Regions from separate parts of the Homo sapiens genome. Here region 2 is linked to region 1. Evidence: chromatin loops called from intact Hi-C (ENCODE). Cell type or tissue: mammary epithelial cell. All regions are shown on one strand. Each heading gives the region's core, and the rest is flanking DNA. Links, peaks and the distances in the headings are about the cores only. Region 1 overlaps LOC107986734 (a long non-coding RNA gene). Region 2 overlaps ELMO1 (engulfment and cell motility 1).

Region 1 (12,193 bases), core at 4,318-6,817:
CTTCTTTTTCTGTATCATTTTGGCTATTCTAGGTCTTTTGAGTTTCTATGTGAATATTAGAATTAATTTGCCCATTTTTGCAAAGAAGCCAGCTGGGGGGCAGGGGGTGGTTGTGTGTGCTGATAGGGATTCTGTTAAATCTGTAGATCAGTTTGGGGAGTATTGCCATCTTAACAATATTCGGTCTTCTGATCCATGAACATGAGATGTCTGTCCATCTTTTTACATTGTCTAACATTTTTCAACAGTGTTTTGTAGTTTATAGAGTATAAGTTTTGTACTTCTTTTATTAACTTCCTAAGTATTTTATTCTTTTTTATTATATTAATAAATGGAATTGTTTTCTTAATTTCATTTTTGGATTGTTCGTTGCCAGTGTATAGAAATACAATTGATTTGGCTGGGCGCGGTGGCTCACACTTGTAATCCCAACACTTTGGGGGGCTGAGGCAGGTGGATCACCTGAGGTCAGGAGTTCAAGACCAGCCTGACCAACATGGTGAAACCCTGTCTCTACTAAAAATACAAAAATTAGCCGGGTGTGGTGGCGGGTGCCTGTAGACCCAGCTACATGGGAGGCTGAGACAGGAGAATGGCGTGAACCCGGGAGGCGGAGCTTGCAGTGAGCGGAGATCATGCCACTGTACTCCAGCCTGGGTGACAGAGCAAGGATTCGTCTCAAAAATAAAAATAAAAAGAAATACAATTGATTTGTATATAAATTGTCATTGTATACTGCAATTTTGCCCAACTTGGTTACTAGTTCTAATAGTTTTTTCATGGATTCCTTAGGATTTTCTATATATAAGATCATATCATCTGCAAATACAGTTTTTCTTCATCTTTTACTATCTGGATGCCTTTTATTTCATTTTCTTATACCCTAAATCTTAAAAAATAAATCTTAATGTTCATTTTTTGTTTGCTTAAAGCAAAGTTCAGTATCAATTATATCTCAATAAAGCTGTTTTTAAGGAAACATTTAAACTTCCCTTAAAACCATCACATTTGTGTGCGGGGGAAGGTGGGAGGGAAGCTGTTAATATGTTGGCCCATTTCCTTCTAAGCTTTTTTTTTCTAGGTATATTTGGATGCTTAGCCATAAATATAATTGGACTCATATTGTATAGATATTTTAGTCCTGTTCTCAGGAACTCAATGCACAGTCAAGCCGTTCTCAGGATTAAGAGGCTTTATGAACATTAAAAACAAAATCTTAGCCTTATTGAATGACGGTGTCCTGGAACAGGAGGCGGTGGAGAGACTGAGTGCAGCTACACACAGAGCACCCCTACTCCTGCGGGGTAGGGGGGTTGTCCCATGGCCTCGGGGACAGCACAGCACCCAAGTCCCTGCATCTCTCTCGTAGGAGAAAATGAAGGTCACACAGGCCGCCTGGATTTCATGGGCTCTTTTAAATGTCTAAATACCTCTAAATGTCTGGTTTTTCTGCTATTCTTTAATCCTTAGATAAGGGTTCAGAGCCTGTGCTTCCAAGATGACTTTGGGACCAGGGTGTATGAGGAGGTAGGAAGGCGTGGCCCCTGCACGAGGCCTGGCTGGGAAACGCCGCTGTGATCACATCGTTCATCACTCACTGCTGACCACCTGACAGTTTTCCAGGACCAAGCCTCCTGCACTGTGTGATTCTGGGAACATCTCCTCTGGCTCACAAGGTCTGAAAAGCAAACCAGTCAGCTATGGTATGGAAAACAGTTTTTACTGCCAGAGTTCTTCCCAGCAGGTTCTTATGTGACTTGTTTGTGCTTCAGCTTGGCCCTAATCAGTTCATGTTCTGGGCAAAGGCACTCGCTAAATATTATTTCAGCAGATGTAACATTTACATTTTCCAATGTCAATAAGAAGGCCTCAAAAGCAGGATTTTTTGTAGGGGCAAAATATTACATTGTCTGATTAGATCATAATAGATTTAACCAGTTCCTCCAAAAAGAGACTGGAATCTCTTTGATGGCCACAAGCACTGAGTTCTTAATGTACTTCCTTGGATAAGGCTGTGTGTCACCAGCAATGGTGGCCAGCACTAAAGCTATCCTCCATCTTTCCAACAAGGACAATTCACAGACAAGCCCCATCACTTAAAGACATGGCCAGGGCTTCCCAGGGTGAGGTCTGGCCCTCAATTCTGGTTCTTCTATAAAATTCACAAAGCCTGATAGTGTTTGGCCACAGAAAAAGAGAGAGTTTTCCCAGTGGGACATGTTAGGGTTGAACACTTTAAAGAGAGCAATTTACTTCTAATATCAATTCTGAAGGAAAGCAGTAAGGAAATTCCTGTCAGACCTAGGCTGTTTGTATTTACAGGAACCTACGCGATCGCCAGGCGACCCACACAAATCCATCCAGGTGCCAGGGTGTGAGTCAACACTGGTAACTCAACAGGGACAGAAGGGCAGACACAGGCCTGGAAATCGCTCCATGTGCCTAACAAATTCCCCACAGCCTCATGGCATTTCTTGTAGGTTTCATGGCATCTGGAGAGACCCTCTGGGGCTTCTGCCCACCATTTTTGCCTGGCTGTTACCTCTGTGGGCCATGTCTGCAGAGAACTGTGCTTGTCATCCTCCCAGCCTCGGAACACTATCATCACTGACAGGGCACGTGACCCCTCTTCTGGCTTTTTTTTTTTGCTTAAGATTCCTTTTGCTCCCATACCCATCTCCTCACCAGTATGTTTGAGATGTATCCCTGGATGTGTACCTGGCTGTCTGGTGTCACTGTGTGTATATTTTATATTTGCATTTTACTCGGCTTTAGTCCTGGCTCATTCTACTTCTTACTTGCTGCTGCTGCTGCTGCTGTGTGTGTGTGTGTGTGTGTGTGTGTGTGTGTGTGTGTGTATAGTTTGTGACTCCTCAGGCCTCTGCCCATTTTATGTCAAGAACATCAAAACCACATATGAAAATCACTTGAGCAGTTTTGTCTGGCACTGACTTGCTGAGATCCCAAGACCTAGGGCAGTGTTATCCATGTTCTTCCCAAGGGGCCAGTCATGTCAAATGTGTTGTCCTCTGGTTTATTTTGAACGGATTCCTTCTCCTACCCACTAAGACTGGCACGTATTTAAAATCAGGCACATGAGGACTCCCCCTATGGATACCACAAGAACCTTGGGTGGGGGCTGAGGTTACACAGCCCTGAAAAGGTCCTCCAGTGGTCCAGATCCGGGGTCCCAGGTCAGGGCAGCTCCCCACATCTGGCAGGAAAGTTGCACGCCACCTGGGCAGCTCTGCAGCCTCAGCCACAGCACTCACTCCTGAGCCTCCCCTCTGCATCTGGCGGGGCAGTGCCAAGGAGAAGGGCTCCAGGCCACCCCCGCCCTCCCCACTGGGCCTGCGCAGGCCCCACAGTATGCAACAGCTGACCTCTCCTCAGAGGCCATGCCGAAGGGAAGGCTGGCTCTCTCCAGTCCTCAGGAGACAGATGACAGCCTCAGGCCACCACCCCTTTTCGAGTCTCCACAACACAAGGCATCCGTTCTGCCTCTTTTTGCCATGACAGGGCATCAGCCTTAAAACCACAAGGCCATCTTCATTCCTACTTTTGGCTATAAGTGGGGCTGGAACAGGGGTCAAGACCTTGAACAGGAAAGTCTGGCTCTTTTCCTGGAAGAAGGAAAATACCTTTCATTTTTCCCTAATAAACCACAAACCCACTCTTCTGCCCCCACCCAACAAGGATTACCAGAAGCACTTAAACAAAGACCCCTGAACTAAACAACCAAAATTTCACAGTCGCTCACCCAGCAACCTGCCACACTAACATTTACTGAGCTTATACTGCATCCTACATGCTCTGCTAGGCGCTTGGTAGATATAATCTCATTTTATCTTCACCACAATGCCATGAGGTAGAGACAATCATCCGTGTTCTCCAAATAAGAAATTTGACTCTTAAAAAAACAAGTTAGGGAACTTTCTCAGGATCGAGTGAGAACTGGCACCTACCTGATGCACATGGTTGAGATTCATATAAATTATCTGGGCGGAATAGACTTTTAGAACCTGATGCCCTATTAGAAAGTCGCATCTACCTGCAAAGTCTTCCTCTCAGTAAGCAAGTATGGCCTCACTGGATTATTCCAGCATGCATTGCCTGCCCCTCCCAGGGGATGTGCTCAAAACCTGGCTCTAGGAATTCATCCTGTGGTTGTCTTGTCCTGTGCTGGCCTCACTGCCTTCCTCAGACTGCACAGACCCAAGCTCTTTCAGAAAATGTTGTCAGGTTGGCCACGCAGAAATTCATATCCTTCTTCTCCCTCCTCTCACTTTGAGAGATTGTTGCTTTTTAGCGATAGAAACTTCTAGTAAAGGGAAGGCCCTAGCAGTGGACATTCAGCAGTGGATAGCCACAGACTGTCCCCCACCCCTGCACTTGAGAGGCTCCCAGGTGCTGCTGAGGTCTCCTGCAGGCCAGGTTTGATGACTTTGACTCTCTGCGGGTCTCACTTCTTTTGAGGACAAACTAGCTAGTGACTGTTCCGGGCCATCTGTGGCCATGGAAGCCAGAGCATCACGCATCTGCTGCATCTTTCCATCTACGGAAAATTAATTCCAAAAAACAGACTTTTTTTTTTTTAAGACCGAGTCTCACTCTATCACCCAGGCTGGAATGCAGTGGCACAATCCTGGCTCACTGCAACCTCCGCCTCCTGGGTTCAAGAGATTCTCGTGCCTCAACCTCCTGGGTAGCTGGGATTACAGGTGCGTGCCACCACGCCAGGCTAATTTTTGTATTTTTAGTAGAGACAGGGTTTCACCATGTTGGCAAGGCTGGTCTCAAACTCCTGACCTCAGTGATCCTCTCGCCTTGGCCTCCCAAAGTGCTGGGATTACAGGCCTGAGCCACCGTGCCCAGCCTGAAAAAAAAAAAACGGACTCTTTATGAATCCATTTGTAAAGGCATAACGTTGGTACATTTCTTTGCCACAGGGATGCCAATGACTAGGCCAGCCACCTTGAACATGGGAAAAGTGTTTCACATCAATGGCACGAGAGATCTTTGAGCAGTAGGTGGGGAAGACACCATTTCAATCTGATAAGTAGAGAAACTGTGGCAAAGAGAGGAGGGAAAACTTGCTTTTCTCATCAGAGCTGGAGAGCAGAACCTGGTCTCACGATTTTTTCCCCAGATGAGGTTTGTCCACCTGGTACTGCAAAGACCTGCACCAAGTTCATGACCCTCAAAACGTCTTTTACTTCTTAAAATCCAAAAACGTTGATCTAGCCCCAGGAGTTTACTGCCTCTGCAGCTGCTGAAGCCAGGGCTCCCCTGTGGGAAGGGCCTGATGCTGGGGCTGCACTGCCTCCTGGTGCCCACTGGGAGTTATGTCCCCAGCTCTCCCACCTGATAGGGGAGTCGGGGCCCATACTTGGCTTCTTCTGCCTCATCTTCCTCACATACACACTCCTCTAAATGGACAGAAGGCGACAGGGCACAGGGAGGGGCCTCAAAGGCCTCCACTCACACCCCCATTCCCATAACCAGACCACCTACCAGACAGTGTTGACATATTTTTATTAATTTATTTATATTTTTTGAGAGATAGGGTCTTGCCCAGGCTGGAGTTGAATTGCTGGGCTCAAGCCATCCGCCTGTCCCAGCCTCCTGAGTAGCTGGGACCAACAGGCTGTCCATGTGGTCAAAATAAGCATGGTGAGCCCAGTGTGTGCAGTCACAACCCATGGAGGTCCTTCCATGAGTGTCTGTCAAACCCAAGCCGACACTGCCTTTCTCCAGAGAGGTCCCACATCCATCAAGGACATGATGAGGTCACTGGGGACTCTTAATCCAGTGCTCCACTTCCAATGGCCAGGCTGATGTTCTGAGGACAGGCCTGTATCTTCCCCCTCTGTAGCCATCAGGGAGTTGATGCCGTCTGTGGTCCTTGACCACTATCCAAAATGGGAACCCCTAGGGTGATCTGTCATCCCCTGTGCTTCTCCCTGGCCCAGTCCCACCCCTCCCCAGCATTCCCATCTGTGCCCTGCACTCTGCCCCGCACCCCATCCCACAGTCAGCAAACTCCAGACTGAAGGGCTCTCCCACCTTCTCCTCTCTCCAGCTCTTCTCATGCCCTGGCCTCCCTGTGATGTTCAGGCCCTGGTGAGAGTAAGTGAGAAGCTGGAGAAGGGACTGACCCGCATGCAGGCTGGCCAGGGCCAGAACAACATGTATAGGGGCTGTCAGCCCTGCAAGATGAGCGCCACCACCACCCACCTATCCAATTCAAAAGAAAAACCAGCTTAAACTCTACACAGGTGCAATGAAGGTCAACAAATCCTGGTTTCCCATAAGTGATTTGATGTCTTTTTCTAAAACAGTATCAAACTTCAAGCTTTTTGCCTCCCAAAGCTTTAGCAACCTAAGCGGCATCTGATGTGCCTGTTGGGCAATGCACACATCTGAGGAGGTGGGAGGTGAGGCCAAGCGTGGGGACCTGGGGCCTGGTGCCCTGAGGTGAGGACAGGAGTGGGTGAGGACCAGTGGTGGGAGAGGAGAGTGAGCTTGTGCTTTCAGAGGGACAGGGCACAGGCAGGGGCTGCAGTGAAGCAGGAGAAGTTCCTGGAGATGAGGGGACCACGTTGGCCTGACTCCTGCCCCCACCTGCTAAGGAGGAGAGAGGGGTCTCTGGGAAGCTACCAGAGTCTCCCTCTTGTTGTGCTGACCTGGGCAGGGAACAGACAGGATGGGATTCTAGAATAGTCCCGTCACTCCCTGACTTGGGGAAGCTTGGGACCAGCACCCTAAGGCCCAGACCAGGCCCAGGCCAAAGAAAGCACAGGGAGAAGAATGAGGAAGTTGATGAGTAACCTATGGTGTTCCCAGGGATGTGAGGGGGTGTGAGGGTGCAGCCCCTCCAGGCCCAGGCGCCTGCTGGCTGCTCAGAGGGACGCTGTGCCTCACTGGTCCTGCTGGGTTTGCGATGGGCTCAAATCCTGTGCCTTCCATTTGCATGACTCCAGTTAAGTCATTCAATTGCCCCTGGCCTAAAAGAGGTGAATGGGAGGTAGAGGAGTAAACGCAATGGGTTTTCACTATTTTTTAAATTATGGGAAACAATATATTATATAAAATTTGCCATGTAACCAATGTTTAACTTACAATTCAGTAGCAGGCATGACATCTCCCCAAACAGAAATTCTGTACCTATTAAGCAATAACTTTCTATTTTCCTCTCCCTCCAGCCCCAGGTAAGCCATAACCTACTTTCTGTCCCTGTGAATGTGCCTATTCTAGATATTTCATTGTGAACTCATGCAGTATTTGTCCTTTCGTGTCTGGCTTCTTTCACTTTTAGTTAAGTTTTTCCCAGTTCACCCACCTGGCAGCACGCATCAGACTCACATTTTTTAAGGCTAAAGAGCATTCCATAGCAGGGAATACCACGTTTGGCTTACCATTCAGCCTGTTAACGTTTGTTCGCGGGCCCTGGGGAACAGTGCCGTACTGCCCCTCCATCCGCTGGGTCCTTGCCTTACTCTTCGGGGACTGCGGGCCACGGGGAGATTCTATGCTTAACCCCTGGGGGAAGCACACTCTGTGGGTGCTTTCTTCATGCTGGGGTGTAACGTTCTGTTTCAGGCGTCTGTTGCTTTTGTAACATTCTTAAACCTCTTCCCTAAATAGAGAAAGAGACTAGACGGCCCTGGAGTATTTCTGAAACAAAATAAAATCCCACTGCTGAATGGCGTGGGTCGCAGGGTCGCGCTCCAAAAGCCCCCTGGGGGAGCCCACTCCTCGCGACCCGCAAGGAGGTGCTGCCACCTTCTGTGGCAACGGCCTCGGCCGCTGCTGACCCTCGGAGGGTGGCCCCATGGGTTCCAGCCCCCGGCGACCCTAAGAGACCAGAGGCCCCACGGAGAAGGGACCCACAGGCGCGGGGCTAGGGGGCGGCTACGGAATCCTAGGGTCCACCCGGAGGTGGCCAGCGCGGGCGGGGGACACGTAGAGCCCAGGCTGGGGTCCAGTGCCACTTAGGACGTGGGGACGGAAGCCTGAGGGTTTGAGTCTTTACTGGGCCCTCGGAAGGGAACACTGATTTTGACCACGCTTGATTTTCTGCAGACTGTGACCCTGCGCTAAAAAGCGTCCCTCTCATGATGCTTCGTGCCTGTTTCTCTGAGGCCACGCGGTCCTGGAGGGCAGAAGCGTAGTGTATGTGCGTGTCTGGTGCAGAGTGGGCACCTGCACCCATGCCCCCAGTGACCTCGAGCTCAGAGGAGGGAGGGATGGAAAAGAAAAGGCTGCCTCACAGAATGGAGGGAGAAGTGAACTGGGAGCCTGACCCCTAGACAGGTGTCAATCCTGCTGCTGATTCCATCCAATCAACCCACAGGGTCTATTGGCACCAAAGGGGGCCAGGCCCAGGGACACTGAGGTGACCCCCCTTTGAATTCATTTGAAGGAAAATGCAAGCACAACAGCCTGAATTGGGGACTTTGAACTTAATACAAAATGCAAAGTATATAAATATGAATACATACTGAATTATCTAAGAGCTCTATACATGTTTTTAAGTCTTATTAAAAGCTCACTAAATTTCTTCACATTTTGATCATTGTACTGTTATTACGGGAGAGTTTCTAGGAAATACACACAAATATTTAGTATAAGGCGCATCAAGGCTGCACATGACTCAAAAATAGTTCAGACCAAAAAGTGTTTTCAGCAACCTTTTTGTAAATTGTTTGAAATTATGCCAAAATATGAAGTGAAAAGTCCATTTAACAGTCTGTAAATGGGGAAGGGGCATTTGGCAATCTGTTGGGGGTACCAGCAGGAAGCCAGCACTGGGATGAGGGGGAGCACGTGCTGGGATGCAGGGTTTGTATACATGGCCATGGAGTAGGGGCCAGTGTAAACCTACATCCAGGTTGGGCAGCAAGGAGGGGTGGAAAGACTTGGAGTCTCATGATGGCCTGCCTGCATGTGGGGAAAAGGAGTATAGGATGACAGCAACATAGCCAAAGCCCCAGGATGGCCCACCTGTTATGCCTGGATCTGGTGCATGAGGTATGGGTGAGTCTGATTCAAAGGCCCAGGTTGGCTGGAGAACTGGCACCTCATTTATCCATTCCCTGGGGGAAGGCAGATTTGCAGGCTATCCGAGGTGCTGTGTGGCTCACAGTGGTTCTCAGTGACCACATCTGTACCACCCTCCTTACTGGAGCTGTCAAAGTTCTTCCCTGAGACTTTCCAAACTCTAAGGCAGAGGGAGAGATCCCATTCCCTTCTCTGGTCAAGAGACTATAAGGGATGTAAGGTGGCCTTTAGAGAGATCTGGTCTGAGTGGGGAAGAGGCAGGGGAATAAAACATTCTGCATGATGCATCCAGGAAACCCATACAGAGGCTTATGAACCTAAAAATGATGCATTTGCTGGCTTTGTTCATGTTGGTACAGAAGCCTATAGAAACACTTGAATATTTAGGCAAGATATATATAGAAATATTCACTGCAGCATTATTTGTAAAAATGAACAGATGTCTATTACCCAGAAAATGGATAAAATACTGTGGCAGCCACCTTCTAGTACTCCCACTCTTGTACAGTCCCTTCACGCATTGAACAGGACTAAGCTGCATTAGCTACAGCATATTGGGAAATTATGTGTGTGACTTTCAGAGCCGGGCCATAAAAGCCATGTGGCTTATGCCTTGCTCTGTCTTGGATTACTTGCTCAGGGAGAAAGCCAGCCACCATGTCACAAGGCCACTCAAGCAGCCCTGGTGGAGAGAGGTCCATGTGGCAAGGGGCTGAGGACACTTAACATCAACTTGCCAGGCTGGGCACGGTGGCTCACGCCTGTAATCCCAGCACTTTGGGAGGCTGAGGCGGGCGGATCATGAGCTCAGGAAATCGAGACCATCCTGGCTAACACGGTGAAACCCCACCTCTACTAAAAATACAAAAAATTAGCTGGGCGCAGTGGCGGGCACCTATATTCAGGAGTTTGAGGCAGGAGAATGGCGCAAACCTGGGAGGTGGAGCTTGCAGTGAGTGGAGATCACGCCACTGAACTCCAGCCTGGGTGACAGAATAAGACTCCGTCTCAAAAAAAAAAAAAAAATGGTAAACACTAACTTGCCAGTGATGTCAGTGAGCCATCATGGAAGCAGATACCCCAGGCCCACTGAAGCCCACAGTTGACTGCAGCCTCAGCCAACATCTTTACTGCAACGCACCCTGCCAGACCACCCAGCTAAACCACTTAATTCCTAACCTGCAGAAACTAAGATAATGAATGTTACTATTACAGATTGTTGTGGTTTAAATTTTGTTGATAGGATTGAGGGGCATTTATTGTGGAAAAATGGATAACAAATACAAATGTTAGGGAATCACACAGTGAAATTTTAGCTTGCTTGTTTTTATGAAGAGGTGAAAATGGCCATGTCATAGCCTTCTCATGAGCTCTAGTTTAGAGTCTATGTGAACGCTCTGTGTTTGCACACAGCAAGTACTCCACAAATGCTTATTGCTGTGCTTTTCCAATTTTGTTTCCTTCCCTTAGACTTCAAAGTGAGTTCTCACTCCCTTGATAGGCAGGTATTTTTCCCAGTTTGAATATACTGTCTAAAACATTTGCATTTGGTGTGATTAGTTCATCAGTTCTTACGAGTTGGAGAAAAAAGCCTCCTATGTCCTTTTCAGGACACGAGCTATAATCGGGCCAATCATACCTGAATGGAGACTACAGAAGGTGAATTTTTATCAGTGGTCTCCATTCCATCTTCCAAGCACCCGACTCTTAGGGATGGGGTCTAATTAGGCACTAATGAGGTGGAGATTTGAGACAGAAAATGCCAATTTGAGTTTGTGGCACTTCTGCCCAGCAATACAAAGGTCTAAGGAAGATTTCATTTGTGTCTGGGTGAGAGAACTGTGTTCCTGAAATATTTAGTTTTGTTTTTTAACTTTATCAGGCTAAGCCAGAGATTTGTATAATCACATTGAGATTTATCCCTATGGAAAAAAAAATTCTACAGCTCCCACTACGTCCCACCGATATATTCCCTGACTTCTGAAACGCAGGGAAAACAGCTCACATTAACACCAGAGGCCATGCCAGGGTGCTCATTGCTTCACTCACCATTTGCCAAGTTGCCTAAAACTACTGGCTTATCCAAGGCACAGGGAACTTCTCTGTGCTACACTAGAGTAGAGCATATATTTAAATATGAAAGAGATCATTAAAAATTCAAAGACAACAGAATTAAATGAGGAGTAAAAAAGTTGTATGCCTTTGCCAGAACAAGTTAGTTTGGTATCCCCACACTTGGGTGAGAGCCAGCCCCTAACCCAGGGGAATCTGTGCTCTACTTACGTGCAAATCTCCCGGTGAAATGCTGCTCCCTTGCAACACACTTGGACAAAAGGGAGCTAAGCGGGGTGGCCCACCTCAAAGAGAGAACAAAGAGAACAAAAAGGAAGTTTCTTGGTAATGCCTGACCACCCTGCCTCTGCTAGCCTCCTCATCTATGCCACATCTTCACAAACCTCTGCTCTCAGAGGTGTCAGCTACTGCCTCTTCCCACCCCAAAAGGGTTTCAGAAAGCCTGAGTGGCATTCGATTTCGGCAGGTCCACAAACAGCATCTAAAACAGAGGTTCCGTGTGGCCAATAAGGCTTCAGGCTACCCTTTGGGAGCCTGGCACAGAACAAGGTCTCTTTTCACTTGACCCTCCTTTGCTAATACAAGCCTGCTTGGCTGGGTCCAGCACCCTATGGGGCAAATATTCAGGCCAAGAATAGTCTTCATTCTTCCCATGAAGCTTTCAAAGTCGTCTAAAGAACACAGGAAATTGTCAGCCCCTATTTTCTGCTGAAAATGGCTGACACTAAACTTTGAACATTCTATGGATGAATCCCAAATTACAGGAACCAAGTTTGCTTGAAAAGCAGCAAAAGTTTTTGTTAAAGATGAGAGACTTTAAAGATGATAAACCATCTCGGCATTACTTACAAAGAATGACGTATTTTATAACTCCAATTACTAACACCTTTCCTCTTTTGACCAAAGTTACCTTATTTCCATGGAATTAACTTCAAAAGACTATCTCTGTGCACAAAGAAGCAGATCCAGAGACTTATCATGGCACTATGCACACTTCCTAAAAATAAACTGTCACTAAAACTGAGAAGAAATAATACTTTTTGGTCTGTCATGACCC
Region 2 (12,193 bases), core at 4,047-6,546, 1.2 Mb before region 1:
CCACCCAGATGGGACCATCGCCCATCGCCAGGCGGTGAGACTAATGCCTATTGCCAAATGGTGAGTACCGTCGGACCCCTTTTGCTTGCTATTCTGTCCTATTTTTCCTTAGAATTCGGGGGCTAAATACTGGGCACCTGTTGGCCAGTTAAAAGCGACTAGCGTGGCTGCCAGACTAAAGACACACGTGTCAGGCTTTCTGGGAAAGGGCTCTCTAACAATCCCTGACTCTTCGGAGTTGGGAGCGTTGGTTTGCCTGGAACCAGCTTCTGCTTTTCCTGTACTTCTGGGCTGAGCCGAGGGTCGACAGAGAGGAAAGCCATTCAGCTCTGGGATCCCAACAACAAGTTGGTTGACCCTGCAGCCATGAGCAGAACTCTCAAAGGCATGTCGTCCAAGCAGACTCGCCCATCTATCCTATCTATTCTGACCCTTGCCGCCTGGGTCCTAATGCCTGCCAGACAAACTTCCTCTCGCCTCTCTTCTCTGAGGCTAGTCCCACTTCTAAAAAACCACTCCCTGTCTCTGGTGCTTTTCTAGTTTCTCCTATAAGAATTATTTCTAGTATAAACTCCAGGACTCTGTTACCTTCTTTAGGTGCCCGGGCTCACCAATCAGAAAGATGTAATTTTTGCCCAAAGCCCCATTGTAGGGGGACTATCTGGAATTTTAGGATCCCTCCTCAGACAATCAGGCCTAACAAAAGCTATTCCTGAAGCTAGGATATGGTGAGCCTCAGAAATTGTATCCTTCCTATTCATATAAGTGAGGACAAAAGACATCACTCTTCCAACTCTGGAGATCCCTTCCCTCCCTCAGGGTACGACCCTCCACTTCATTTTTCGGGCATAACATCTTTATAGGACATGGGTAAGGTCCCAATACTAACGGGAGAATGCTTAAGACTCTAACAGGTTTTCGAGAATGTGTCAGTAAGGGCCATTAAATACAATTTTGCTCAGTCCTCTTTGTGGTCTAGGAGGACAGGCAAGGGTCCAGGTTTTCGAGAATGTGTCAATAAAGGCCACTAAATCTGACCTTCTTGGTCCTCCTTGTGGTCTGGGAGGAAAACTAGTGTTTCTGCTGCTGCATCAGTGAGTGCAACTATTCTGATCAGCAGGGTCCAGGGACCGTTGTGGGTTCTTGGGGAGGGGTTGTTTCTGCTACTGCATTAGTGAGCACAACTATTCCGATCAGCAGGGTCCAGGGACAGTTGTGGGTTCTTGGGGAGGGGGAGAAACAAACCAAAACCATGGGCGGTTTTGTCTTTCAGATGGAAAACACTGAGACATCAACAGGCTCACCCTTGAAATACATCCTAAGCCATTGGGACCAATTTGACCCACAAACCCTGAAAAAGAGGTGGCTCATTTTTTTCCTGCACTATGGCCTGGCCCCATATTCTCTCTCTGATGGGGAAAAATGGCCACCTGAGGGAAGTATAAATTACAGTAAGAAGGAAAAGCTAAATAATTTCTACAGATCATTCAGTACTGCTCAGTAGTACCATGTTGGAATTCACAGGGGAAGTATTATAACTTACTGTGTTTCAATTCATTTATTTTAAAGCCAGAAACTGCCTTGAAATGGCTGCTATACCAAAATACCGCATCCCCAAAACCTGGTGAATTCTCAGAAAAATCATTCTAGGTGAAGAGAAGCCAGTCTATGGTGGACTTGCCTTATATTTCAGCACCGATCCCAGTGTGATTTTATCATAGGCTTTCATCACTAAGAATGTGGTGCAGTCTCTTGGAGTACAAGGACAGCATTAGTAAGAATCTAGAATACATTTATGGGAATTGGAGAAATTAAATTTTGACATTCACTTAATTTTTGTGGTATTCTCTTTTTGCCACAGAGCATCTCTGGAAAGCACAAGATAATGCAGGTTTTTGTCAATCGAATCACTTTTCCCTATATCCCTTATTAATAACTGGGATAGTATTCTGAAACAAGTACTTTGCTTTCAAATACATTTTAGATTTAACCCATAAACCTAAAAGTAAAATAACAGTATATTTAAAAACACACATTTACTGAAATCTTATACAGTTATAGCTATATAGAATGCAGGAGGTCCCGGGGTGCTCTGCAGGGAAGCTCTGCCAGTCCTAGCCAGTCCACCAGACCCAGTCAGCCCCTTTCACCTGAAGGATCCTTGGGGGACATGGGTAAAGGGATTACCTGGGATGGTTCAGGCTGCATGAACTCACAGAGATGTGCCTGTTCCTCAGGGACCAGATCTTACACTGTCAGCCTCCTTGACACTTTGATCAGACCGGACTCTCTCTTTTCCTATCTGAAATGCTGCAGACCTCAGTTCTAATAACTTCTGAGGCATCCCTGGCCCCAACAAGCCAGGAAATTCCTTAGTGAACCAGAGCAGAAATAGCCACCAGATGGCGCAAACACACAGCCATTGGCTCTCAGCCAGTCCCCTGAACTCTGGCTGACCAGCTGCTGGGACATTCTGTTACGTTGCAACCCTGCTTATAAGCCTGAAACGTTTGAAGTTGTTTAAAGTTTAAAGGCCAAGACAGGGGTTCTTGGGGTCTCCTTAGAGGGCTCTAAAGCTTTCATCAGGACCCGGTAGGAACTAGAAGCATTGTTGGATGTGCAACTGGCCCCCCTATTAAATGGGATTTGCCTGATGTTCATGGCAGATGGGCTTTTTCCCAGGACCTGAGTCTCCCAACTCTCATTCCCAGTTATTTTTCCTTACTCTGTCATGAAAGTATTTTAAGTAGGGCAAGCAATTTTTGCTTTCTGCTTTAACATGGAAATATAGGAAAGAATGCACTGGAAATGGAAAGTCTATGAATGTTGGCTGTAAAAACAATAATAATGTATTTGGGGGTTGAAAGTACTGTCCCATTATTAAAATATGTGACAGTAATAACGTGAGGAGGGCAGGGTAGTAAAGGGAGTTAAAGTGAACCAGCATTGGTGGGGAGTTATGCAAAGCTGTATGGGGAAGTTTGATCTGACTCTTGACATGTGGTTCTCAGGTAAATAGAATCTTTTAGAATCATTTTTCAATTTTTTAAACAGTAGCCATTTCTGGAGCTGTATGTTCAGAGGTACTGTTGAGATTTCTGTTTTAATGGTAGGGAGCATTCGAGCCTCTTGAGCATTCTTTTCTTTTTATCTCTAACTTTTCTTTCCTCACTCCTAAAAATATTAAGGGGAATTTATTTTTATTTGTATTTTTTTTTTTTTTATTGAGACAGAGTCTCACTTTGTCACCCAGGCTGGAGTGCAGTGGTGCGATCTCGGCTCAACTGCCTCCTGGGCTCCAGCTATCCTACCACCTCAGGACCACAGGCGCTCACCACCAGGCCCAGCTATTTTTTTGTATTTGTGGTAGAGACAGCATTTCACCATGTTGCCCAGGCTGGTCTCAAACTCTTGAGCTCAAGCGACCCACCCGCCTTGGCCTCCCAAGGTGCTTGGATTACAGGTGTGAGCCATGGCGCCTGGCCATAAAGGGGAATTTTAAAAGGGAAGAGAAGCGAAAGTGGGTGGCCTATGAAGCTGCTGATGGGTCAAGCAAAAACTGTCAGGGAGTTTGGTTGCACACTTCACTGATTGGCAGGTGGGCATCCTTTTCAGGTGGCCCATTCGTCACAGGTGAAGAGAGGATTGCCAGCACCCTGCCTGTACATGTTCAGGGTTGCCTCTGTGCTGTCTTTCTTGGATGCTTTTGGTCAAATGACAGAGAGAATGGCATGCACTGTCTTCATGTTTAATTTTATATGCAGAGTTGTCTTAAAGTTGTAGCTGCTAGTTGGGCACAGTGGCTCTCTCCTATAATTTCAGCAGTTTGGGAGGCAGAGGAGAGAGGATCACTTGAGGCCAGGAGTTCAAGACTAGCCTGGGCAATAAAGTCACACTCTTGTCTCTACAAAAAAAAAAAAAAAATTAATTAGCTTGGCCTGGTGGCATGCGTCTGTAGTCCCAGCTGCTTGGGAGGCTGAGGCAGGAGGATCTCTTGAGCCCAGAAGGTCAAGGCTGCAGCAAGCTATGATTACATCACTGAATTCCAGCCTGGGCAACAGAGCGAAACCCTATCTGTCTGTGGGGGGATAAAAAACAAGTTGTAGCTGCACATGTAGGAAAGAAAAGGTTAGCTTTGGAAAGCTCTCTTGAAAAACTGAAGAAGATCAGGTTTATTTCCTGTCATTGAACCAAGTGAACCAAGCACATTAAGTCATGGGGCAGGGCCTCTGCACAGTGGGCTCTTCTCAGATAACTCAAGGTCTCGTGGGGCCATTTCCACTTCAGTGTAGCATCATCATACTTCCTAGGGGTGCAGAGAGATCAAGAACTCCCACTTAGAATACTTGCAGATCTTTCTTCTGTGATCCACCTTTGCTGTCAGCTGCATTGAGAAAGGACATCCAAACTGGTGCAGTGGGGCCCCTAAGGACAGTCCTAACACAAGCTCTCTGTCACTGTCTCAGGTGAAGAGTTGGCCCATGTTTTGCTCTTGCTGCAAGGCATGTGCTGTTGCCACCATTTCCATCTGTTTGGTGACTTTCGTATGGGATATGTTACTCCCTTCTTCCTACTCCGGCATGGGGAGGGAGCAAGGAGGAGTACTTATTGCTGGGAGTAATCTAATTTCAGAAGCACCCATGACCTGTGGACTCCTTCTGAAAAGGGGATGCATGAATAATTGTACTTTTAAAACTTTGTTTTGTTTTGAGACAGGGTCTTGTTCTTTTGCCCAGGCTGGAGTGCAGTGGCATCATCATGGCTCACTGCAACCTCCACCTCCCACCTCAGCCTCCCAAAATGCTGGGATTACAGATGTGGGCCACCATGTTCAGCCCGTTTTCATATTTTTAGAGGAACTATTTTAAGGGAAAAATTTTAAAAACAAATGACCTATGATTCATTACCATGATAATACTTGACCTTCGTTCTTCTTACTTTTTACGGTAATTAACTTTAACTCCAGACACAATTTCTCAGGAATGGTTATTGAACACCAGGTGAAGAGACAGGTTTCTTCCAGTCCTGTTTTTCCAAACTCCTTTCCTATTTAGCACGCATTGTGGTGCCTTAGGAGGGACATTTGTGGGCAGTTAGGGTTGAATCTGTTCTCTGGTCCACTAGGGGGCGCGCCTATCAAAGGCATGTGTGTGAGAAACTCTGCAGGCTGATGGCACTTCAATAAAGAGCAGCTCTGATGTGTTCATGAAGTGGAGGACTTAGTGGGGACTCTTCTAAGTGGGTAAGTTTAGCAGGTTCAGAAAAATGCTTTTCCAGCCAGAATCTTCCTCCTTCCCCCTTTTAGCTCAAAATCTCCAATAACTCTGTCCCCTGGCTGTGGCGGAAGGAGAGGCAACATATTAAACAGTGTCAATCCTTCGTCCCTGAGTGTATTGTGCAAACTTCCTTGGCATCCTTTCTTTGCACATGGCGCTTTGGAGCAAAAGGGCACCATCCAGCAGGTGCAAGGGTGACACATAGGGAACCAAGGGCAAAGAAACGTCAGGGTCTCGTAATGTATAAGCAAGTCAATTGTGTTTGAGGCTAATAAAACATAGCTTTTACGAGTGCAGCCTTTGGTGCCAGACTGCCTGGTTTTGCATCCCAGCTTCATTGCTCATTAGCTGTGTGATCTTGAACAATTTACCTAAGTGTTTCTTGCCTCATTAGTGAGTTGGATATAGTCGTATCTCCCACCCAGGCTTGTTATGGACATTAATGAGTTAATTGATGTTAAGTTCTGAGAAGCCTTGGCATGGAGCCAGTTTTAGTAAGTTTTTACAATTGATGATTGTCATTTGGATCTGATGGTGGAAATGAGTCTGCAGAATGCATTTACAGTAACCCAGATGACTGGGGACATTCTTCATTTGACTATAACCAGCTGGGTCTGAGAGTAGAAATACATGGCTTCAAAAACAGTTAATTGTCAGGAGTGGCATATCCCAAAGTCCATGAATTCTAGAGAATTTCGTAAGAGTGCTTAGCAGTGCAGGACTTTTATACCCCTCAAAGAGCCTCTTTAGTGAAGGAAGCGGTGGATTTTTTGCTCTGTATTTTTGCTACTCAGGAATTAGCATGTAGGCACATGGCCGAGGATGTCCTTATGCTGCCTGCTCTTGTGCAGATTTTCAAAAGCAGATAAGACTCAAAACCACAACATATATTAAATCAATATTACTGTCCATGACAGGAAGCATTTTTCAATTGGATGACTCCATCCACGATACCCTTTGGAGAGTGCCTTGGACCTAGGCTGGACAGTGCTAGGACAGAGGACCACCAGAGTCTGGCAGGGCTGAGTGGTGATGGGGTCCTGGTACCTGGGAAAGGTAGTTATAGGCATCCAGCACCTCTTCCTCTGATGATTTTCTGTAGGTGCTTGTACTCGTGATTTTGCCTCTAGTAGGATCATATCAAAGCACCCCTGAGAATCATGCTGGTTATTCTGGGGTGCAGGCAAGAGAGGGAAGGAATGACCAGTTAAGAGTCCTGTGATCCAGTTACCTGCTTCCCATTGACCTGCTTTTGATGGCCATCAATCAGCTCCACGCAAAGCTAGCATGCCTTCTATCTTTATCCTTTCTCCTGAGACAGTGTGCTGTTGTGGTACTTTTTATTTTGTTTTCCATTTTTTCAAGTGGTGACTATTTGTCACAGTGCCCTTCCTACCTCTGAATTCAGTGTGATGTGACCTCGGGAGAGGAGGTGTGAGCACGACGTCCAGACTCGGACATGTCTGTTTCACGTCTGCCGGGAAGTAATTTTTATGCTGGGAGCTGGCTTCATGGCGTGGGATTCTAATTCTGGGGATGGCATTTTGTATGTGTAGGAAGACTGTCAAAACCTTTCCAATGGGAAGGGACAAGAACCAATTTGAGAATCACATGGTTACATAAGAACTGGCCCTGTGCGGGCATCTCTGCATACTTCCTGCACTTGTTCATTCTGAAGACGAGAGAAAGAGGAGCAGGAAGAATCTTCCATGAACTCTGCAAACCTACAAACTTTCCAATGAGAAGTGGTGCACACTCCCGAGATGGTGCTTGGGACAACATGGTTAAAAGGGTAAGGGGTATTTATTAACCCTTTGCTTTCTTGTTATTCCTGTCCCTCCTCTTTAAATGTTTACATTACCAAACTGGCTAGACTGCTGAGAATCTATCATTTTTAGGTTGCCTGCTAGGGTTTCTACTGGTCTTATCCCAGTAAATAGCTGCAGAAAATAGCTGCAGTGGCCACACCCAGCAGCAGTAGTGTCTAGGGGACTCTTTGGGACCTGAGCCAGAAAGTTCCCATATGCAGTATCTCATTCTGTCTCCACAAGACACAAGACACAAGGATTATTATGTCTATTTTAGAGACGAATAAAAAGAGGCTTACAGCTTCAGAAGATTTGAAACCTGCCCACAATAGCTGCAGTGTTTCAGCAGCACAAGGAGACATATGCAGACTTAATTTTTGTTTTCAAGTTGTTTAGTCGCAGGTTCAGACACTCATGGGAGCAAGGCAGTGAAATAGATGAAAGTAGCAGATCTTAGTGAAGCTTTATTTCTAGCCTCCCATGCCAAGGACACCCCCCACTCCCTTGGAGTCCTTGAGAAAGCCACCAAATGCTTGTCTCACTGTGGCCTTTCCACACTCAGGATGGTATTCCCACTAATGAAGACCACACACCAACTATCCACTTGCTGCTTCTTAAGGGAACATGCACAGAGCATCGTCCTTCCTGAATCTCAAGCTAAACCCAGCAGGAGCAAGGCCACGTTTCTATCTGGGGGTAGAAAGCAAAATTGTGCTTCCAGTTTTCCAGGGATGCTATAAATCCTTCGCAAATGCTCACAGCAAGCAAGTGGCAGGGCCAGTGTTTGGCCCCTTTCACCCTGACGCCAGTCCTCCCCCACCTCAGCCTCGAGGCTGTGCTGTCTTGCTATTTAAGGAAAAGGGAACATGCTGTCTACAAGGTCTCAGTCGCTCTTTACATTCAATTCAGGTAAATCCAAGAGGCCTTGTCTCCATTCTCAGCTTATTGAGCCTCTGCCTGCCTTCTTGATGTTGTTCATTTGTTGATGACCTTGCTTCATAACCAGGGCAAAGCAGTGAGGGAAAGCAAGTATTTTCATGACAGGTCCTGAGTGCTCATCTTCCTGCTTCATGATAACCCAGAAATCGGCCTTCACTTTTTGCCTTCTATTGTTCATAGATGGAGCCTGAAGTTAGCAGATTTGAATTTGGTTCTCTCCATCCCCCCAGCCCTTTAATATATTTATCTGTGATGTCATATACTAAAGCTTTTCCTTGTTTCTTGAAGGGTTCTCCCTCATTCCCACTGCAGCCTTCCCTGTGACTTATGAGCATTAGGGCAAAGGGAAAGGGCTGGAAAATGGAGACCAGGAAGAGGGAGGCCTCTGCAGTACAGCTTTTAAAGTTCAGGGGCATCTACTGGAGGTGGTCCGTCTGGGACCAGGTCTGTTAGGAGAAGAGCCACGCCAGCTTTTTCGGAGAGGAAAGCTCTGGGAGGAGGTACAGTTCTTCCTCACTTTGGGAAAGCATCACAGATTCCTGCAACTGCTGCTCAGTGCAGGGAGCCCCGCCTCCAGCCAGCTGGGCATGGCTGGGCATCCAAACAGGCATCCAAGGTGTGAGACAGGGGCCTGTGGATTTCTTCCATCTATCTGAGTGGCTCACTGTAGAATGGCGTCCCATCGGTCACCTGTAGAGCACTTTGATAGTAACGGATCATGCCAGGCAATAGGGTCATGTTGGAGTTTAATCTAGACTAAAAATAAGAGACTAATGTGTTGATTCATTTGTTCGTGCAACCAACATTTATGAGCATTTATGATATTTAAGGCAGTGTGCGGACAGGCCTCTCTCTAGTCACAAAGATGAATCGGAGAAGCCAAGGCCTTCATGGAATTGATTGTTGAGTGAACTCCTTATCACTCTGGACCTCATGTGTGCTGTTCTCTCTCCTGGCACTCTCATCCCCTGTCCTCTACAATTCTCAGTTCAGAACTGAGTGTGTTGTATTCTTAGACTAGACACAGGGAGCCTGCTGGGAGCTCTCCCAGTCCAGGTCCTACCCCCGTTTCAGCACGTAGTTTGTACTTGCTTATTAGCCTGATGTCCCACCAGAGGGATAGGTCCTTGTCTACTTAGCACACCTTTGCATCTCTTGCACCCAGCACAGTTCCTGCCACTGGATAGGCATATGGTAAGTGTGTGTTGAATGAATGAATGAATAGATCAATTAAGGATTCTACCGTTCAAGAAAGGAGACACCTTTACTTATAGGTAGAAGTTGATATATGCTATGAGAATCATACAAATAGACTATAAAGTGTTTCTGAAATTCCAAAAATGGATAAGGAGAATTTATTTGAGGACTCCATGAGATTTTACAGTGGAGAGGACGCTGAAGATGAACCTTAAAGAATAGGGAGCATTTGGACATGAGTGAGCTGGGGAGGAGGAGGAGCGTGGGTGACCAACAAGGAGTGGAAAGTGGAAGAATGTGAAGTTTCCTTCAATTTCTGCTCCTTTGAGGCTGGGCCATAAAATATTATGTGCTGCGGTGTTTGGATGATATTTGATAATTTGTAAGTTAAGAAATAATGCAGTTAAAGCTGAGGATTTCACTTCGGTGGTAGTAAAAAGATGGCAGGAAGTTGGAAGAGGCTGGAGGTGATATTGGCCGAAACTAGAAATAGAAGGGGAATAGAAAGGGAGAAAACAAATGTGAAAGAAAAGGTGTGGAGCACAGGGCTTGGTAACAGATTGGATATGGGGAGTGTTGCACAGCTTGTGTGGCCGGGAAGCTGGGTTGCTCTTTCTGCAGATAGGAGATGCAGCTTTGGGAAGGGGCTGGTTTGTTCCATTTAGGATAAAGGACATTTGAATTACTGTCAGGACTTTTCAGCTGGAGATAGCCAGAAGGCCAATGGAAATACAAATACCTAGCACAAGTTAACATTTGCTTGAGATTTACAGTAACCTGGCAAGTGTTTTGTTAGCCTATTTTAATGAAAGGGGAGCTGGGAAACTATAGAGCAGAGAATAAACTGGCCAGGACATACATCGAGTGTGTGACACATGGGACTCCAGTCTTCATGTGTCAAGTTCTGTGCTTGTTCTGGAGAATTTCTCCAGGAGAGCCAGGGCTTTCCAGAGCATTCTGGATGAGAAGTGCCAGTGAGATGTATTTAGAGGGACAAGTTGCTGAGGCAGCACCGGGTGAGATCATTTGCTGAAGCCTAGAGTGGGTTCTTCTCTAAGTGTGTACTAGAGTCACATGTTTATGTGTATGTACATGTATTACATGTGTGTGCACAAGTGTGTGTGCATGTGTGTGCTCATCTGCCAGCAGGAGAGAAAATGGTGATAAGAGAAAACTGGAAAGAGGATGGCCCGCCACGCAGGGACTCTGATTTGTTTGTAAGAGCTGGGAAACACAATTGATACTCTTCCCGTAGCAGGCCATTGGTGCAGTCCTATTTTCGCCGTTTCCTAGTGACTCACACTGTATAGATAGTGCTGCCTTATTTTTAGTGCTGAGTATGAGTGTGCTGCGGAAGGCTGCCGGTTACCAAGGAGGCTGTGCCTCTAAGCTCCTGCAGGGAGCCCCCCGAGTGGTGACTCCAGCCTCCGTGTCACTCTCTGATAACCCCTGGCAGAGCACCTCCTTAACCCGAGGGGTGACCGCTCTGGGCTGCCTTCCCTCCATCCCTGCTTATATAACGGCTTTTTGTTCTTATTCAGTTTACGTGTTAGAAAAAATTACCTCCATCTTAAAGGAGAGTTCTGGGAAAATGTTAGGCAGATCATAGAGAGCCAGGGGGCCTTGGTTGGATACAATCACTGTGCGGGTTGGGCTGCGTAGCCCCACCTGGTACAGGGGTTTTGAGTCAGCTTGGCCTCTTTGAGCCTCCCCCCTCACCAAGAATCCAGGGGGGAAGTGGTCAAAGTACTCAGGAAGTCCTCAGAATTTTTTACTTTACAAGGTAATACAAACCCAGCGAAGGGGTAATTATCAGGTTGAATTCTTCAGATCCCTCACAAAAATTCCATTTTTGGGTCTGAGCACACATCTGCAATGTTTTGTTTTGTATTTTGATTTCATGAACTTTTTCTTTCCACTCTTTAAATGTGTGTGTGTGTATATATATATATATATATATATATATATATATATATATCTCCTATATATATAAAAAATATATATGTATCTATATATAAATTATATATAATATATAAAATATATGTATCTATAGATAAATATATATCATATATAAACATGTATGTATCTATATATAAATATATATGTCATATATACATATATACACACACACACATTTTTTTTTTTTTTTTTGAGACAGAGTCTCGTTTTGTCACCCAGGCTGGAGTGCGGTGGTGCAATCCTGGCTCACTGCAACCTCTGCCTCCCAGGCTCAAGCTATCCTCCCACCTTAGCCTTCTGAGTAGCTGGGATTACAGGAATGCACCACCATGCCTGGCTAATTTTTGTAGTTTTTGTGGAGATGGGGCTTCTCCATGTTGCCCAGGCTGGCTCGAACTCCTGACCTTAAGTGAGCTGCCTGCCTTGGCCTCCCAAATTGCTGGATTATAGGTGTGAACCACTGCGCCCGGCCCAGTTTTTTTTTTTTTTTTTGAGATGGAGTCTTGCTCTGTTGCCAGGCTGGATGGAGTTCAGTGGCACGGTCTTGGCTCACTGCAACCTCCTCCTCCCGGGTTCAAGCGATTCTACTGCCTCAGCCTCCCGAGTAGCTGGGACTACAGGCATGCACCACCACATCCAGCGAATTTTTGTATTTTTAGCAGAGACGGGATTTCACCATGTTGACCAAGATGGTCTCGATCTCTTGACTTCATGATCCACCTGCCTTGGCCTCCCAAAGTGCTGGGATTACAGCCATGAGCAACCACACCTGGCCCTGGCTCTGGCCCACTTTTTACCAGTATTTATTTCTGCTAATCAATGTGACACATCCCTATGGTGAAAACTTGGGAGAGGAAATTGTGGAAAACACACACACGAGAAATCACTCATAGTCCCACCTTCCACAGGCAAACACTGCTACTGTTAGCATCTTTCTTCTTCTTCTGTGAACTCTGTCCTTTACACAGTGGAGACTGACCTCTATGTTTGATTTCCTAACATTTCCATGTGTCC

Evidence for each region. Hi-C counts contacts between places; a loop is a spot of excess contacts. Peaks named below come from ENCODE experiments on the same cell type or tissue, not always from the same donor. Only the 100,000 strongest peaks of a DNase experiment are listed, where the experiment ranks them.
Region 2: a loop joins it to region 1, with 22 times the contacts of the local background. A loop is called at or near these places in 2 of 110 quality-filtered maps.

Annotation. Positions count from the first base shown.
Region 1 is chr7:35,978,483-35,990,675 of GRCh38, reverse strand. It overlaps LOC107986734 (a long non-coding RNA gene), which reads left to right. Exons shown (of 3, transcript XR_001745010.1): 2 at 1,471-1,703. Among named protein-coding and RNA genes, the nearest start is that of EEPD1, 170 kb to the left of the region's middle. RefSeq lists a silencer at 5,351-5,400. In mammary epithelial cell, for the core only: a CTCF peak has its summit at 5,328 (motif pointing left); no DNase peak of the experiment used is centred there.
Region 2 is chr7:37,191,976-37,204,168 of GRCh38, reverse strand. All of the region lies in intron 13 of ELMO1 (engulfment and cell motility 1), which reads left to right. Among named protein-coding and RNA genes, the nearest start is that of ELMO1-AS1, 200 kb to the right of the region's middle. RefSeq lists enhancers at 1-151, 5,091-5,150. In mammary epithelial cell, for the core only: a CTCF peak has its summit at 5,122 (motif pointing right); a DNase peak (open chromatin) is centred at 5,128.